Linked DNA regions of Homo sapiens: region 2 is linked to region 1. Evidence: chromatin loops called from intact Hi-C (ENCODE). Cell type or tissue: heart right ventricle. All regions are shown on one strand. Each heading gives the region's core, and the rest is flanking DNA. Links, peaks and the distances in the headings are about the cores only.

Region 1 (9,956 bases), core at 783-8,782:
CAGATTCAACAATGTCACTACTGAGCCTACTGAAAACAAGTGGACAAGATCCCAAGCCATCAATTCTAGAACATGGTTGGCGTAAAAGCTGTTGTGCATGGATTCTATCAGCAAGAAGGATCAGTAGAAGTATTTGAGGCCAGGCCGGGTGCAGTGGCTCACGCCTGTAATCCCAGCACTTTGGGAGGCTGAGGCGGGCGGATCATGAAGTCAGCAGATCGAGACCATCCTGGCTAAAACGGTGAAACCCCGTCTCTACTAAAAATACAAAAAATTAGCTGGGCATGGTGGCGGGCGCCTGTAGTCCCAGCTACTCGGGAGGCTGAGGCAGGAGAATGGCGTGAACCCGGGAGGCAGAGCTTGCAGTGAGCCGAGATTGCGCCACTGCACTCCAGCCTGGGCGATAGAGCAAGACTCCGTCTCAAAAAAAAAAAAAAAAAGAAGTATTTGAGGCCCAAGGAGTCACTGTGGCAGAGTGGAAAGACTGGGAAATGATTGCATCTGGAGCGTCACTTCTGAGGATAAGGTGATTGGGGTACACGTCCTTCTCCTCTCCCTTTCCCTTAAGACGCTCCAGCGTAAGGGCTTAAACAGACCCTCAAGACACCGTCCTGGAAAGAGGCAGATTGATGGCCACAGCTGAGTGTCAGAGGTTACATATTAGCATGTTCAAGCCTATACCAGGGACGTGTGTATCACATGCCATGCAAAGAACACAAAATATCTGCCCTTCCAATGTCTGCTGCTAGTGCAAATAATAAAAGGTGTTTGAGGATAATATTAAAATGATGTCATCACCTTCTGCTTATCCACTCTTCTGGAAAAAAGTAAGATAGACAACCCAAAAGGTCAGATTTGGCTTTGCAATATTGGCTGGCTTATATTAAACATGGTCTGTCAGAGATTTCAGAAGTCATTTCAAAGCAACATTAAAAAGTTGAATTATGACACATTCCTAACGAAATGATCCAGTTTTCCCACCTTGGCCTCCCACTCCGAGCATGCCACACTCTCTCACACCTCTGTGCCTTGGCAGGGATCGTTCACACTGCTTTGGGGCCCTCTGCCAGCTTCTCTGCACCCAGCACACCAGCACTAGCTTTAGGCCTCAGCTTGAAAACACCCGCTCCTCAGGGACACCTCCTCCCCCATGCCCAGGGTAATCCTAGGATTGCTTTTCTATGCTGCTTCTGTATACTAAACACATGCGGTACAGAAATTAACATGTTATTTGGTTAAACTAACAATTAATTGGATTCATGATTTACCTTCCCCGATGGCCCATAAATTCTTTGGGGTTAAATAACAGGCCGTGTGTTTCCAATGTCTGTGTCTCCTCTCGTGCCTAGCACAGAGCTCACATAATACATATGCAACATATATTTATGTTTTTGTTGATTGGATAGCAGCTCATAGCTTAGACTCAAATATCTTAATACCTGGAATATGAGCAGTCAGCAGTAGGAATTTCAAAGGACTTTCTTTTTTCTTTTCTTTTTGAGATGGAGTCTCGCTCTGTCGCCAAGGCTGGAGTGCAGTGGCGCGATCTCAGCTCACTGCAAGCACCGCCGTCTCCTGGGTTCACGCCATTCTCCTCCCTCAGCCTCCCAAGTAGCTGGGACTACAGGTGCCCGCCACCACGCCCGGCTAATTTTTTTTTTTTGTATTTTTTAGTAGAGACAGGGTCTCACCATGTTAGCCAGGAATGGTCTGATCTCCTGACCTTGTGATCTGCCCACCTCGGCCTCCCAAAGTGCTGGGATTACAGGCGTGAGCAACCGTGCCCAGTCTCAAAGGACTTTCTTACTTGATGGTAGTTAACATGGGAATATTCCAGCAGCTAGAACAGTACTTGGCACATAGTAAGTGCTCAGTAAATATGTGTTAAAGAAATGAATGAATGAGTGAAGAAATGAACGAATGAAAGCATACAAATTATCAATAGAATAGGTAATCAAGGAGTAGTGGTTTTAAAGAACTGTAAAGCATTCCAGTAAAGTAAGTCCAGTTGGTATTGCTAAATTCAAAATCAATATATTCTCCATTAGTGATATGAATTTAAAATTCTAGGAGAATATGTTCTGTATTTACTTTGCAATTAAATGAACAGAGTTGCATTGTAGTGAAATGATGGGATTTTACCAGATGCTCATGGGTTCCTATCACAGATGATTTTAGACTCACAATTTCAGACAACTGGGCCCATTTTGTATTGAATCAAATCGCCTCAGTTCATGTTTCATTCATTCCTTGTAACTTTTTGTCACCCTCTATTGGGAGACATTCTCAAGACATTACCAAAAATCACCTAACGACAGAAATGTTTGTGTTTACAGCATGGCAACTCACAGTGTGACGTGGGACCAGGAGCACAGATCACTGAAGAGACTGTTAGAAATGCAACTTCAGGCTGGACGTAGTGGCTCATGCCTGTAATCCCAAAACTTTGGGAGGCCGAAGCGGGCGGATCACTTGAGGTCATGAGTTTGAGACCAGCCTGGCCAACATGGTGAAACTTCGTCTCTACTAAAAATACAAAAATTAGCTGGGCGTGATGGCATGTGCCTGTAATCCCAATTACTCAGGTGGCTGAAGGATGAGAATCGCTTGAACCCAGGAAGCGGACGTTGCAGTGAGCCGAGATGCGCCTTTGCACTCTAGCCTGGGTGACAGAGTGAGACCCTGTCTCAAAAAAGAAAGAAATGCGGCCGGGCGTGGTGGCTCACGCCTGTAATCCCAGCACTTTGGGAGGCCGAAGTGGGTGGATCACGAAGTCAAGAGATCGAGACCATCCTGGCCAACAGGGTGAAACCCCATCTGTACTAAAAATACAAAAATTAGATGGGCGTGGTAGCACGCACCTGTAGTCCCAGCTACTCGGGAGGCTGAGGCAGGAGAATCACTTGAACTGGGGAGGCAGAGGTTGCAGTGAGCCAAGATTGTGCCACTGCACTCCAGCCTGGCTATAGAGCAAGACTCCATCTCAAAAAAAAAAAAAAAAAAAAGAAAGAAAGAAATTCAACTTCAAGGGTCCTACCTAGAAACCTGTTTTAACAAGCCTCCATGTGACTCCTCTGGTGCTGAAGAAATTCTTCACACCATACAATAAAATATCATCTGTTACCATGATAGAAGAAACCGTGGCTTTCTCTGGCGACTATAAGTACGGATAATGGGCCAGGGCTCCCTAGCTGGAAGGAAAGTCACTGTCCTGGGGGCAAAGCAGGTACCCAGTGACTGTCCCTGCTGATGATGCACCCCGAGAAGTGGAGCAGGCTGGGATGTGTTTGACACAAAGCCCTCTTGCTGTCCTAATCCACACCCACGCCAATATCCCTCAGCCTCATTTCCTCTTGACAAAGACGGTTCTGTTCTGAGGGGGTGTGTGGGACCAACAGCAGCAGCTGGGGTGGCCAAATGACCGCTCTTGCTTAGAATAGAGAGGGATTCAAAGAATGATCTCTGCCAGATTGCCGGGCTTTGCTGTGTCACATCAGGCTGACACAGATGGCCTTGGCCACTAAGGACGCTGCCTTCTTCCTCACAGAAGCCCGAGGAAATGCCCTGAGAAGGAACAAGGACCAGATAACTACCCGGCAGGGAGTGGCTGGTAGGATTTCAGCTTGAAATGTGATCTCTGGATGCCCATGAGCCAGTGTGGCATTTATTTCCACCGCATCAGGGGTCCCAACCTTGGATAACATTTATATTTCTAGAGCACCTGAAGAACAAAGATTCCAGATTGTAAGGTGCAAAATAAGTCACAAGGGGGTGCCTTCTCACTCACACACAGCTAGCCACAGCTGTCTGCCATCCCAGAGCGTACCCCGAAGCTAGCGCGCCAGCGAGCTAGTTTTAAAGCACAGACAACCTCTCCATTGCTGGCTTTCTTCGAACACCGTGGGTGAGGAAATGAGACAGAGAATGTCTAATGATTAGTTCCTTATGGTCCTTACATTCTTGAAGTATATTCTTTACGCCCGCTGGAACACTTCTGCATTCTTGATAGCATGATTGCAATATAAGTTCTTTCCCTTCTGAGCACTGTCTTTTATTGACACACTAAAATATCCTAGGAGCAGGATGGGTCTTCCCACCTTCCTCACGCCCCTCTTTCCCCACTGCCACACTCTCCGCGCCATTCCTTGTTCTCTTTCTAAGAACGCAATAAACATTTCAGCACAATCTTTTCAATCCACATTATTTATAATATTCCGAACATCCATCGAGCCTGGCTAGAATGCGAAGCAATAAATCAAACTTAACAACAACAAAGAAGGAAGGGGGAAAACCGCCCTTTGGCGAGGCGAAAGCCTGAGACGTTTCATTCCCCGAAGGGTTTAGTTATGTTAGGAAAAGTGAGATGGGGATGAGACCCGAGGTTTAGAATGACATAGAGGCAGGAACTGGAATCTATAGGCATAATCATAACTTTGTATAAACCTCAAACAAACTTACCTCTCTGGGGTGTCATGAGGATAAATGAGATACGTGGGAAGCACTCCGAGTGCCTCGAACGAGAGCAACTGGAGCCCAATTCTCCTTTTTGGGTCCAAAAGGTCATCTTTCTTGGAAGGGAGAGGGCTAAGAGCTCCCCCAACTCCCTGAGCGCCAGTCTTTGCTAATTAACATCCCCTCTGCAGGTTTAACTAAGATGGGGGTGAGCCTGGAAGCAGGGCCTCGAGGTAGGGCTGCTAGGTCCTGGACCCAGTCTCCACCCCCAGCAGGGACCCCTCTCCCCACTGCCAGCGAGGACCACGCCAGGCCACACACAGCCAGGGGTGTCCCTGCAGAATGATTCAGCTCCTGCCGGGGGTGGGAAGTAGAGCTCGTCCCACATCCTTTCCTCATGGCGCTACGCAGGTTAACACTGTCTGACTTTGTCTTCGCAAAGAAAGAATCTAGCTCCACAGTTTGCTGATGATTTCAAAATTTATCTAAACGAATGTGGAGGCCAGTACAGGCTATTGGCTAATTGCAGAATTGGCTTGAGGCCTTTCTGCCTTGGCGATTTCCCACGCATTCCCGTCTCACGTTGGAAATCCAAGCTGTTTGGGAGTGGGCGTGTGTTTGCGTGGCAGGCCTCAATGCAGCGGCTCTGTTGCTGTCTAGTCTAACATGCTCTGCCGTCTGCTCTCAGTGGTCCCTTCTGACAGTTTCCTGGATATAAAGGGGTGCTTCTTTTCCAGTCTTGTTGAATGGTACTGAATATAAGATTAGAATAACTGAATCACAATCCACATTTTAGTCATTACAGTCTCATGTTAGCTCTGGGGAAATGACCATAACCGGTACTTACTCATGAGAATTTTCTACCAAAAAGTCAGACAAGAAAGTCATTTTCTTATGAAAAGTGTCAAATGTGCCACCTACTCTGGCTTTGCCATCCCTCCCCTCTGCATGTTAACCTCACTTGGTCTTCTTAAGGTACAGATAATGCCTTCCTGCCCAGATCTGTTACCTGCTTGCTGGCTTGGGTGGAGGTTAGATCTCAACCACTGTTCTGGAAAGGATTTGATCATCAGCTTGGCTTTGTTCATAACTTCCTGCAGTAAAAAAAAGTCTTCAAAAAACCCAAATTCACGAGTGATATAGACATTTGTTTAAACAAAGTCTTCAGGCCGGGCGCGGTGGCTCCCAGCACTTTGGGAGGCTGTAATCCCAGCACTTTGGGAGGCTGAGGCGGGCGGATCACAAGGTCAGGAGATCGAGACCATCCTGGCTAACACGGTGAGACCCTGTCTCTACTAAAAATACAAAAAATTAACCGGGCGTGTTGGTGGGCACCTGTAGTCCCAGCTACTTGGGAGGCTAAGGCAGGAGAATGGTGTGAACCCCGGAGGCAGAGCTTGCAGTGAGCCGAGATTGCACCACTGCACTCCAGCCTGGGCAACAGTGTGAGACTCTGTCTCAAAAATAATAATAATAATAATAATAATAATAATAATAATAAACAAAGTCTTCAAAAATACAACAATTTCTTTTTTCTTTTTTTTTTTTTTTTTTGAGACGGAGTCTCGCTCTGTCACCAGGCTGGAGTGCAGTGGCGTGATCTCAGCTCACTGCAACCTCCACCTCCCAGGTTCAAGCAATTCTCCTGCTTCAGCCTCCCAAGTAGCTGGGACTACAGGCATGCACCACCATGCCTGGCTAATTTTTGTATTTTTAGTAGAGATGGGGTTTCACCATGTTGGCCAAGCTGGTCTCAGACTCCTGACCTCAAGTAATCCGCCCGCCTTGGCCTCCCAAAGTGCAGGGATTACAGGCATGAGCCACCGCGCCTGGCCCAACAATTTCTTTATGATGTCTCTAAGTCACAGAAACCAACAAAATCATCATTACTTGACTGTTCAAGTTAAGGGTCTCTTTACAACTTCCACTTCTTTTGCTTCTGATGACGCAACCATCCTCTTGAGCTCCGGCCTCCCAGGGCTGAGTGGTTCACCCAGACCTCTGGGGTCCCTTCCTTGGTATATTTCCACTTTCACTCCAAGCGTCCATGGGAACTTCTTTCCTTTGTCTATTACCTCCTAGGTGGAGCTCTTCTGCCTTCCTATTTTCCCCCATCGCCTCTAAGTAAAGGGCTGGCTTCACTGACGCAGGGAGACATCGCTGCTCTCTGTCTCTCCTTTAGTGCCTTCTCCCTGGTCAATGGAGTTCCACTATTCCCACCCTTACCTATTTACATACACCAGCAACTTCTCTTTACTTAGAGGTGTAAGTCTGCTGGAGAGCAGACTGTCTAGCTACTGAACTTCCCATCTGTGTGATCATGAGCCAGCCATTTAACCCATCTGGACCTCACCTATAAGATGGGGATAACAGGTTGGGCGCAGTGGCTCATGCCTGTGATCCCAGCACTTTGAGAGGCCAAGGTGGGTGGATCATGAGGTCAAGAGTTTGAGATCAGCCTGACCAACATGGAGAAACCCCGTCTCTAGTAAAAATACAAAAATTAGCCGGGCATGGTGGCTCATGCCTGTAATCCCAGCTACTCGGGAGGCTGAGGCAGGAGAATCATTTGAACCCGGGAAGCAGAGGATGTAGTGAGCCAAGATCGTGCCACTGCACTCCAGCCTGGTCAACAGAGTGAGACTCTGCCTCAAAAAAAGAAAAAAAAGAAAAAAAAAAAGGGCGGGGGATAACAGTAGCGTATATATAATGTGCTGCAATAATGTCAATGACACAGTAAATGCTCAATAAACACTCACTTATCTTATTATTAAGGCTTTTCCAGTCATGCTTCATGGTGTGCCTACAGCCCCTTCAAATGGGATCTTTTTAGATCAGAGCTCTGGCTGAGGTGTGAGTCAAGGTGGCTGCGGTTTCTATCTACCCCCTGATCCCACCCATCAAGCCATAGGGCCCTGGGCATGCAGGGCAAGTTCAGCCGATCCACAGGCTGGCCAGCAGCCCCTGAGTGATTTTGGTCCAGTACATGCAACTGAGCTGGATAAGGATTATTTTCTCTGAAGTTGGACTAGGAAATAAGGAGTGATGCAGGCTTACCAAGTCTGCCTTGGTTCCTAACGAAGGGAACATGTTTCTTTAAAGTAACCCCATCTTTTTTTGTGGAAATGTGAGTGATTCTGTTTCATTTTTTCCCCAACCAAAAGATGTCCCAAAGAACAAAAGTTTAATTAATATATATCCCAGGCTACAGATGTATGTGCTTTAAACGAGGGACAGATTTTGACTCAAGGAATACATTTCTAATTGTAAAATTTTGGGTCATCAGCAAGATGACTGAAAGGATCTCCATCACTTCCGAAATTAGAACTTTTAGGCCACTGTTGAGATATCTAAGACATCAACAAAATTAGTTTTTTGTCAGCTTTTCTTGTTTTTGTTTGTTTATTTGTTTGTTTTTTTTTTTTGGTTGTTGTTTTTGAGATGGAGTCTCGCTCTGTTACCCAGGCTGGAGTGCAGTGGCACGATCTCAGCTCACTGCAACCTCTACCTCCTGGATTCAAGCCATTCTCCTGCCTCAGCCTCCTGAGTAGCTGGGATTACAGGTGCCCACCACCACGCTCGGCTAATTTTTTTGTGTTTTTAGTAGAGACGGGGTTTCACTATGTTGGGCAGGCTGGTCTCGAACTCCTGATCTCGTGATCCGCCCGCCTCGGCCTCCCAAAGTGCTGGGATTACAGGTGTGAGCCACTGCACTCAGCCACCTTTTCTTTTTTTAAAGAGACGAGATCTTGCTATGTTGCCCAGGCTGGAGTGCAGTGGCTATTCACAAGTGTGATCATTAACACACGACAACCTTGAACTCTTGGGCTCAAACGATCCTCCTGCCTCAGCCTCTGGAGTAGCTGGGACTACAGGTGCATACCACTGTGCCTAGCCAGAATCACCTTTTAACATCCATGGCTATTTCAAATCTAGAGTTTACAGCGTCAGTAGGTTTAATGCGGATGAACATCTTCATGACTTAAAAATGAGTAAGGAACACATCCTTTTCTGGTTAACTTCCTTGTCACTCTGGAGAATGTCCCTACCGCTATTTCTCAAATGAGAGGACCTGAAGTTCTCTGGAGCACGGGGTGTGGATGGAGGTATAAGAGAAGGGATAGCTGGAAATGATAGTGGGTGAAGGTTAGTGAGGGCAGGGTCTCAATGAGTGAGGGCAGGGTCTCAATGAGTGAAGGCAGGGTCTCAATGGCTCATGAAGGCATCTAGGCTGAATACACAGAAGCCAGTCAGCCTCCATCTGCTTCTACCCAACTCTGTACCAGGTACCATGTTAGGTTCTGGGAATACAACAAGGGTCAAGATAGACATGATACCTGTGCCTGAGGAATTGACAGGCTAATGGGGGAGTCAGACATTCAAACAACCACACAATAAAATGATTACAAATCATAGAGAAGCATTAAGAAGGAAATAAACAAGATGTTATGACAACAGTTACTTTAATGGGGTGGTCAGATATGGCTTTCTGATGAGGTGATCTGTTGAGATCTAAAAGTAAATAAAGCTGGGTGAAGACCATGCCAGCCAAAGCCAGGCAGAGTGGGAAGCACAGAGCAGCTAGGGATTCATGGAATGGAAAGAAACCCACTGTGGTTAGAACTGGCCAGTGAGGAGAGAAATCAAGGTAAATTTGGTGAGAGTGTCAGGGCTAAGTCCTGCAGGGCCCTAGAAGCCATGGTAAGGAGTTGGATTTTATCCTAAGTACAAGGGAAGCAAGTGAAGGGTTTAAGCAGGGAGCGGCAATATCTCCTTTAGGTTAGACAGTCATTTATGTCACAGTGTGGAGACTGGACCGGAGGGTATGGTGTCCAGGTCCAAGTAAAGCCAACAAGACCTCTTTGAGAGAACTATCCCAGCATCTGGGTAAGAGGGTGACATGAAATGGGGTGGTGGCAGTGGAGACAGAGGGATTGAAACATACTTTAGGGCCGGATGCAGTGGCTTACGCCTGTAATCCCAGCACTTTGGGAGGCCGAGGCAGGTGGATCACCTGAGGTCGCGAGTTTGAAACCAGCCTGACCAACATAGAGAAAACCCCGTCTCTACTAAAAATACAAAATTAGCCGGGCACGGCAGCACATGCCTGTTAATCCCAGCTACTCGGGAGGCTGAGACAGGAGAATCGCTTGAACCCGGGAGGCGGAGGTTGCGATGAGCTGAGATCACGCCATTTCACTCCTGCCTGGGCAACAAGAGTGAAATTCCATCTCAGAAAAAAAAAAAAAATAGAAACATACTTTAGAATGCCACAGCTTCTTTTTGGATAAGCAAGGGCGGCTATAGTGAGAGGAGAGGAGGAAACAAAATTTCTACCTTGAATAACTGGGTCAATGGCATGCTATTTATTGAGACAGAAAACTAGGGGTAGGTGGCGTTCTGGATATGCTGCAGAGGGATTTAAGCTGACATATCAAAAAGTTCTTGGATATGCAGTATAATGGAGCTCAGAAGAGAGATCTTGGGCAGTGGCAGTGATGGTG
Region 2 (8,000 bases), core at 1-8,000, 47 kb before region 1:
TAGCACGGGGCCTCTCCTTGACCTGGTGGGCCAGGGATTGAGCCTGGGGCTGGCCCCCCAATTCTGGGCCCACGAAAGTCCACATCTGCCCACCTCCCTCCGTCCTCCTCCTCACTCCAGCTGGACATAGCCCATCTTTCCTGTCCCATCTTTAACTGACCCCAGGAGGTGCAGCCCCTATCCCCTCAGTGGCCCTGCCAGCCCCAGCACCTCCTGGCCACCTCTGGGAAGGCAGAACGACCTCTCTGTTCTGCTCAGCTTCCCAAGGCTGTCCTAATCATATGCTTCTCAGGGGATCTGGGATGAGTCCCATTGCTTACCTGAGCCTCAGTTTCCTTATATGTAAGATGGAGATGATGCCACTTGCTGAGTGTATACGGGGAGGACAGAGCACGGGTGCCTAACAGGCTCCCAGCAAACAGTGACCTCTGCGTCCAAAGGAAGCTGGTGAGGAAAGAGGAGGAGGGAGGAAACGGCGGTGGAAGAAGAGGGGTGAGAAGCGAAGGCCACCTGTGGAGGAGGCCTCACTATCCAGAATCTGAGCTCCGTCCCTTCCCTGACCCCGTGGGGGTCCGGCAGCCCTACCCTGGGACCCAGACCTCATGGAGATCCTAACTGGGCCAGCTGCTTGAACAAGGCTTTCTTCTTTAATAAGGACAGTGGTCAGGACCTTTTAGCACAGTGAAATGAATGACGAGGCCCAAAGGTATCTAAAGGAATCTGGAGAACTTCTAAAATGTTCTCGTTTATTGTGTGTGTGTGTGTATGTGAGAGAGTTCATACGCACACTCCCTACGCACACACTGAAGCCAGGGTAAGACCCCAGTAATTCAGCCCCATTCCCCACAGGCCTTCTGGCCTTCTACAGGGTGAAGAAGAGCAGCTGGCAGGTATTATGCATCAATTCAGAAGCTGCCAGGCTATGGGCATCAAAGTTCAAGGCCCTTCAGGGGTCTACAGTCAATTCCTAAAAGCTGCGTTAAGCTGTATACATCCCAGGGCAGTGCAGAAACTTCCACCTCCCACGGGAAAATAAACCTAGATTTAGAAATGAAACTTGCAATTACTTTAAGATAAAGGAAGTGCGTCTCCAAGCCAGGAAAGTAGGGGCCCTGGGTTGTTTTGAAAGGAGCTCAGGGCTGGGTGTGGTGGCTCACGCCTGTAATCCCAGCACTTTGGGAGGCCAAGGTGGGCAGATCACCTGAGGGTGAATATTTGAGACCAGCCTGGCCAACATGATGAAACCTGGTCTCTACTAAAAATACAAAAATTAGCTGGGCGTCGTGGCGCACACCTGTAATCTCAGCTACTCGGGAGGCTGAGGCAGGAGAATCCCTTGAATCTGGGAAGCAGAGGTTGCAGTGAGCTGAGATCACATGACTGCACTCCAGACTGGCCTGGGCGACAGAGTGAGACTCTGTCTCAAAAAAAAGAAAGAAAGGAGCTCATATGGCCCCGGAGCTGCAGGGACTGCATCCTCCCAGCCCTGGGTCTTCAGTGTCCCCTGGGGACTGTTAGGTGGGCCATGGGGCAGGCCTCTCTCCACTCCCCTAGGCAGCCCTCTTGTGAGATGACGACTTGAGCAGGACGCCCAAGGCTCTTGTAGCTTTCCTAGGCTTTGGACCTGGGCACCGCAGCACTGTCCTCCTAGCAAAGCGGTGGGCCCAGAGGAGTTAATGGGTCGCAGAGGGAAAGCCCTGTGCTTCTCCTCTCCCCATCCTTCCCTGCACAAGGCCTAGGGGTAACCTCGGCAAGGAGGTAGGAGGGGAAGGGAGAGGAATAGGTGGGCTTGCTTGGGGAATGGATTGTTTTGATCGCCTATTTGGTTTGGTTTTAGTCTCGAAGAACTCTTTAAGCAGCTACACTGTGGAGAGGCAGCTGGGAGCAAGGAGGAAGGCACTGACCCACAGCCTCTGCTCTGTTCTTTAATCATGAAATCATGAAAATGGGGCTTGTAAAAGGGCCCAAAACTGATCCTGTGTTCCACTGGATTCTATTTGACTCAACCTGGTTTTCTTGTCCTCTGACTTTGTTCCTTCCAGTGAATTCTGCCTCCCCAACAATATTCCAGGGGGCACCTTGGCCCCTCAGAGCTCTCCTGGCCCCTCACCTCTTCTCTTCAGGCAGCCCCTCTCTGTCTGCCGAACCTGACACCCTCCTTTCGTAGACTCGAAGGAGCCCCTTAGGCCTTCCCTGCGCCCTGCCCTGTTGTGGCCGCCCTGGGCAATGGGGGGCATCTCTCTTGGGGCGGGGAAGGGTGGGGCAGAGCCTCAGGGTGCCATCGGACCCTCTGTTCCCTGACTCAGCCTTCCCTTTGCCCGACACCCGACTCCCTCATGGGTTATCAGCAAAGCAGGTAGCAGGGACAGCGGGCTTCAGGTTGCTTGGGTCATAGGCAGTGACACGGGCCTGGCTGGGTGAGATGACTTGCCCAGTTACCCAGCCAGGGAGTGGCCCAGCCTCCCGCCCCTTCCACAGCAGCCTTCCTTGAGTTTTTCCTTCCCATCACAATTCCTCCAGAGAGCTGCGGGCCAGCCCTGTGTGCTCACCTTTCTAGACCTAATGGTGGTTACCCGGCTCCTGCCCCCACACCCATGGCCCAGGCGCGTCACCCAGCTGTCCACATTTCTGCTGCAAGACAAGGCTGGAGGAACAGCAGGTGGGGATGGGGTGGGGGGGCACAGTGGGATCCCCCCTGGGAGCTGATGGGGGCTGGGGCTCTGGCACCACTAGCTTTCATGTCCTCCTCACCACACTCCAAGCCTGTGACTCCACAGCCAGGACTGACACTCTCCCTGTGATTCCTCAGTCCTGGGGGTGGTGTGGTGTTTCTGGTTCCAGGACTGTTCCTGGGACTCTTGTGGTCACTTAAAAGTTGGGGGCACTTCGGGAGGCAGAGGTGGGCGGATCACGAGGTCAGGAGTTTGAAACCAGTCTGGCCAACATAGTGAAACCCCGTCTCTATTAAAAATACAAAAAATTAGCTGGGTGTGGTGGTGTGCACCTGTAATCCCAGGGAGGCTGAGGCAGGAGAATTGTTTGAACCTGGAAGGTGGAGGTTGCAGTGAGCTGAGATCGTGCCGTTGCACTCCAGCCTGAGCAACAGAGTGAGACTCTGTCTCAAAAAAAAAAATAAATAAAAAGTTGGGGAGTCCTCCCCACCCTCAGCTCAGCCTGTGTGTTCAGGCAGGAGGCAGGCCAAGAACAATGTCTGGAAAGGGATTTCACGGGCCTCTGCGGAGGGCTCAGAGGAGCCCTGCGGGGTGGGGTGGCAGGGCCTCGGGGAGTGTGTTTGGTCATAGAGGAGTGAGTGCCCCCACAGGGGCTGGCGGGGGGCCCTGAGGACAATGCCAGGCCCACGGGTTTCTCTGAGGCTGAGGCAAGGCCTCCAGTGGGCTCTGCTGGCGTCTGTGGAGAATCTCCCATGTGTCCTGTGTTGGGCCCCTGGCCCCCCTGAGAAGGTGTGTAAGGGGGTGTCCCTCCCACACAGACTTGGGCCAGCCCAGGGAGAAGGTGACCAGTAGGGGGAGGGCAGGAGGGATCTGGCCTGGGGATGAGAGAGCAGGGGAGGCCGCCAAACCGGGCGGGCCAGGGCGGGCCGGGCAGGGGCTCCCTCGGAGGCTGCATAATCCCCGCTCTCTGACTGACACCCGGCAGGGGGCCAATTAGGAAACACATTTCCTTCACCCAGGGCACTTGGATGTTCCAGAAGCCGCTAATGAGAACCTGGGGTTTGCTGCCCCTGCTGGGTGAAGAGCAGGCCCGGCTGCCAGCAGCCCCGGACCCCCTTCCTCCTCCAGGCCTCGCAGACCTTGCCCTCGTGTGGCTGAAGAGCGCGGGTCTGGGGCTCCGCGGACCTGGGCAGCGGCCAGAGGGTGGAAGGCTGGGGCGGTGGGGGCCCATGAGAAGGGGCCTGTGGGCTCGGGGCGCCGGCCCTGTCCCGTGTTCTCTCGGGCACACGCTTACAGAGAGCCAGAGCCCAGCTCCCGTAGGCTTAAGGGCACGAAGCAAGGCAAAGGGATTTGGGGTCGGGGGGGGGCCTCAGTGCCAAGGCCCTGCCATGCCACTCATATCGGAGGGACCCCAGGACCGAAGGGAGCGCTGGAGACGCAGGTTCCTAATTTGCTGTGTGACTGTGGACAGGGAGCTTCGCCGCCGGGGCCTCGGTTTCCTCATCTGTCACATGGAGGTGTAGTGGAGGGCACATGATATCCTTCTAAGTGAGACCCTGGCTGTGCCCCCCGCCCACAGCAGGCACCGTGTCTAAGGGGTGGGGGCCGTGGGGAGGCGGTCTCGTGGGGAGGCGGTCTCGTGGGGAGGCTGTCTCGTGGGGAGGCTGTCTCGTGGGGAGGCGGTCTCGTGGGGAGGTGGTCTCGTGGGGAGGTGGTCTCGTGGGGAGGCGGTCTCGTGGGGAGGCTGTCTCAGGTCACCTGGCCGCCCTCTCCTGGGGCACTCAGTCCTCTGTTACCCTCTAGGGGATCCGGCTGTTCTTACAAATGCTTGGAGGAGAGCCGCCAGGGAGGCTGAGTGGGTAGCAGTTATTTCCAGAAGATAGGTTTTATTATTTTCAAGCATATTCGCGATTCCTGCCAGCTTCTCAGGAAAGCCCAACCTTGGAGGGACCCTTCCTCTGCGAGGAGGCGGCGAGTGAGCGTGGGTGTGTGTGCGTGCTCACCACACAGTTGGCATCCTGTGGGGCAGCTCAGATACAGGCGGAGCAAGGCCCTGCTGGAGGCACCTGCCCTGCGGTCACACAGCACACACCTGAAACCACAGCCCCGGAAACCACCGCCAGGGAACTGGAGCATCCCAGCCCCGCCCCCCGAGGCCCCGCCTCACACCCCACCAAGCCAAGAGGCTTCCTTGGCGGAGCCCCTCTGCCTCCTCCTGTTCCCTTCCCGTCTCCCTTCCAACCTCTTCCTCCCATCCCGTCCCCGTGCTCCTGGGAAGAAGCTCCACTGTTCCATCCTCACCTCCTCCTGTCTGCGCTGCCTCCCACGTCTCACACAACCGCTGTGCTCACGTCCACACCACTCACAGGCACACATACCACACACGCATGCACACATACCACATGCATGCACACACCATCACATCACATACACCATCACACACACACACTTTATCACACAGGCACATATACCACATGCACGCATACACACATACACAATCACAAACACACCACACACATCAAACACAGATACACAGACTATCAGTCACACTCACATCATACACACACCATCACACACCACACACTATCACACAGGCACACACACCACATGCACACATACATACACCATCACACCACACATCAGATACACAGACTGTCACACACAGTCACACACATAGCACACACACATGCACATACACACCATCACACACACCACACACATCAAACACAGATACACCATCACACACAGGCACACACACTATCACACACACACATCACACACGCATGCATACACACACCATCACACATCAGATACACAGACTATCACGCACACACATCAAACACACCATCACATACCACACACATCAGATATACACACCACACTTATACAGACACACGTATCACACGCACACACACCACACACATCAGATACACTATCACACACAGACTCACACATTTATCATACAGGCACACATACCACACACATATCACACACATTCACACACTATCCCACACTATTACACACATACCACACGCATTATCGCACACATGCACACCCCATCACACACCCCATCACACACACACCCCACCACTATACGCATACCACTACACACAGCATCACACATGCACACACCATTACACACACACCATCACAGCACTGCACATCCCGAGAAGTCCTGGCCCAGCCTCCCCTCCACACTCGTTCATTGAGCACCTGCTGTGGGCCCCATCCTGCCCTGGGTGCTGAGCTTGCAGATCTGTGTGAGGCTCAGTCCTGACCCTCAGAGAGCTTACAGTCTAGGAGGGGAGACCGACATACAGACAAGGGCCACAGAAGGAGGGGGTGTGGCCGGGTTGCAGCCTGAGGTGGGCACACACACGGTGTGGCCCATTCTTTAGAGGGGGCAAGGGTGGGAAGGCTTCCTGGAGGAGGGAGCCTGAGTAGCCAGTGCTCACTGGGCAAAGCAGGGCTCCTCGGTGGAGGGAGGAAGGTCTCTAAGCAAGAAGCTAGGCATAGCACGAGGAAACGGGAGAAGAGTAAGAGCGGGGGCGTTCAGTGCAGTGTGGGGCCCAGGGAGGCTGGAGAGAGGCTGGTGTTGGCCTCATCAGTTGCATCTGTGTGCCGAAGCCACTCTGACCCCTCCAGCTCACGTGGACACGCGGGGGCTCCCATCCACGCCCCGATCCCCTGCCTCAGGTGGCCTGGGTGCTGCCGCTGGCTTCTTCCTACTCCCTGGGACTCAGAAAGAGGGGGAGACAGAGAGCTCACATTCTGAAAGGTGAGATCATCTCACTTCTGCCAGTTCTTGGAAAAGTTATTCGTTCCCAGAAATGTTTATTAGTCACCCTTTTGTTGAAAGACATTTTGGCACCACCAGATGGAAAAATCAAAATGCTTCTCACAGGACGATTTGTCTCAAGTATTCCGCCTGACATCCCACAAGGATGATTTCTGAGGATACAACTCAAGGAGGATGTTCTGTTGGCATCTGTGGGGAGAAGCCAGATCTGTTCAGCTGTGTGTGTGTGTGTGTGTGTGTGTGTGTGTGACTGTGTATGAGAGTGTGTCTGTGTGTGACTACGCATGTGTGATTGTGTTCGTGACTGTGTGTGACTGCGTGTGTGACTGGGTGTGTGGCTGTGTGACTCTGCGTGTGTGATTGTGTTTACGACTGAGACTGTGTGTGACTGATTCTGTGACTGTAAGTGTGACTGTGTGAGACTGTGTGACTGGGTGTGTGGCTGTGTGACTATGCGTGTGTGATTGTGTTTGTGACTGTGTGTGTGACTGAGACTGTGACTGTGAGTGTGTGACTGTGTTACTGTGAGTGTGTGACTGTGGCTGTTTGTGACTGTGTGAGACTGTGTGTGTGTGACTGTGCTCTCTTGGGGGTCCGTGGAAGCAGTGGGCCTGGGGACCTGAGCAGAATTCTGATTTGCATCACCATACCGTCTGCGTGCCCCGGTACCTCCAGAACCAGTGGAAACCAAGTAGAGGGCTTGCCCAGCCAACAACTATTCCCTCCCGCTGCTGGGACCCGGACTGGGCACATCACAGCCTTGATGCTCATCCTTATTTAATCTCCACACACACCTTGTGAGGGAGGGATTTTCATTCCTGTCAATAGGACGCTGAGACTCAACAAGATAAAATACTCTGCGCGGGATTAGGTACTCCACGGCTGAGACCTTGCTTCTCTCCCACACCCGGGAGGCCAGGCTTTGGCAGCAGGAGTAGGCGCGGCAGTCCTTTAGAACACTCAAGAACTGGGACCCCATCGGGGCCACTGACTCTGGATGAGCCTTGGAGGAGAGACCACAGAGACATCTTCATGGGCAAACAGGCGGGAGCGGGCACCGTGGTGCTGGGGATGTCCGAGATGATGGAGCAGAGGCACTGGGCATAGTGGCAGGGATGTTGGTGGTAGCGGGTGGTGGTCCAGAGGTGGATTGGTGATGGGCATGGCTGTGTGTTCGAGGAAGCTTCCAGGAAGACCCCTGATGGTGAGGGGGGAGACCTAGTTGGCAATGGAGGCAGGCATAGAGAAGAGGCAGTGGTGGGAATGACCGTAGCTCACTATGGAGCTGATGTGGGTCAGTGTGTGGTGGGCGGTGGTGGATGGATCCCGGTCCTGGCTCAGCCCTTGTCCAGTCGCTCAGGCTGGGAATCAGATGAGCCGGGGAGGGGAGGGTCTCACCACTCCCGCCTCTTGTCTCCAGCTAGCCTCAGGGACACGGGGCCTCTCAGCAAATGACGGACTCTTCCCCCTCAGCAGCACCCTCTCTCCTTTTCTTGACCTTGGAGTCAATGGCTATTCCTGATCGGGCT

What was found. A loop is a pair of places that touch in the nucleus more often than their neighbours do. Peaks named below come from ENCODE experiments on the same cell type or tissue, not always from the same donor. Only the 100,000 strongest peaks of a DNase experiment are listed, where the experiment ranks them.
Region 2: it touches region 1 in a loop (2.5-fold over the local background); 4 of 110 quality-filtered maps call a loop at or near these places.

The regions. Positions count from the first base shown.
Region 1 is chr17:9,268,764-9,278,719 of GRCh38, forward strand. All of the region lies in intron 7 of STX8 (syntaxin 8), which reads right to left. Among named protein-coding and RNA genes, the nearest start is that of NTN1, 250 kb to the left of the region's middle. RefSeq lists an enhancer at 4,237-4,738. In heart right ventricle, for the core only: no CTCF peak of the experiment used is centred there; a DNase peak (open chromatin) is centred at 5,028.
Region 2 is chr17:9,222,133-9,230,132 of GRCh38, forward strand. All of the region lies in intron 6 of NTN1 (netrin 1), which reads left to right. LOC124903923 (a long non-coding RNA gene) reads left to right here and starts at 4,402. Exons shown (of 2, transcript XR_007065614.1): 1 at 4,402-8,000. RefSeq lists enhancers at 1-271, 2,964-3,515, 4,068-4,619, 4,620-5,170, 5,671-6,171 and 1 more. In heart right ventricle, for the core only: CTCF peaks have their summits at 3,536 (motif pointing right) and 3,752; no DNase peak of the experiment used is centred there; H3K27me3 peaks cover 312 bases.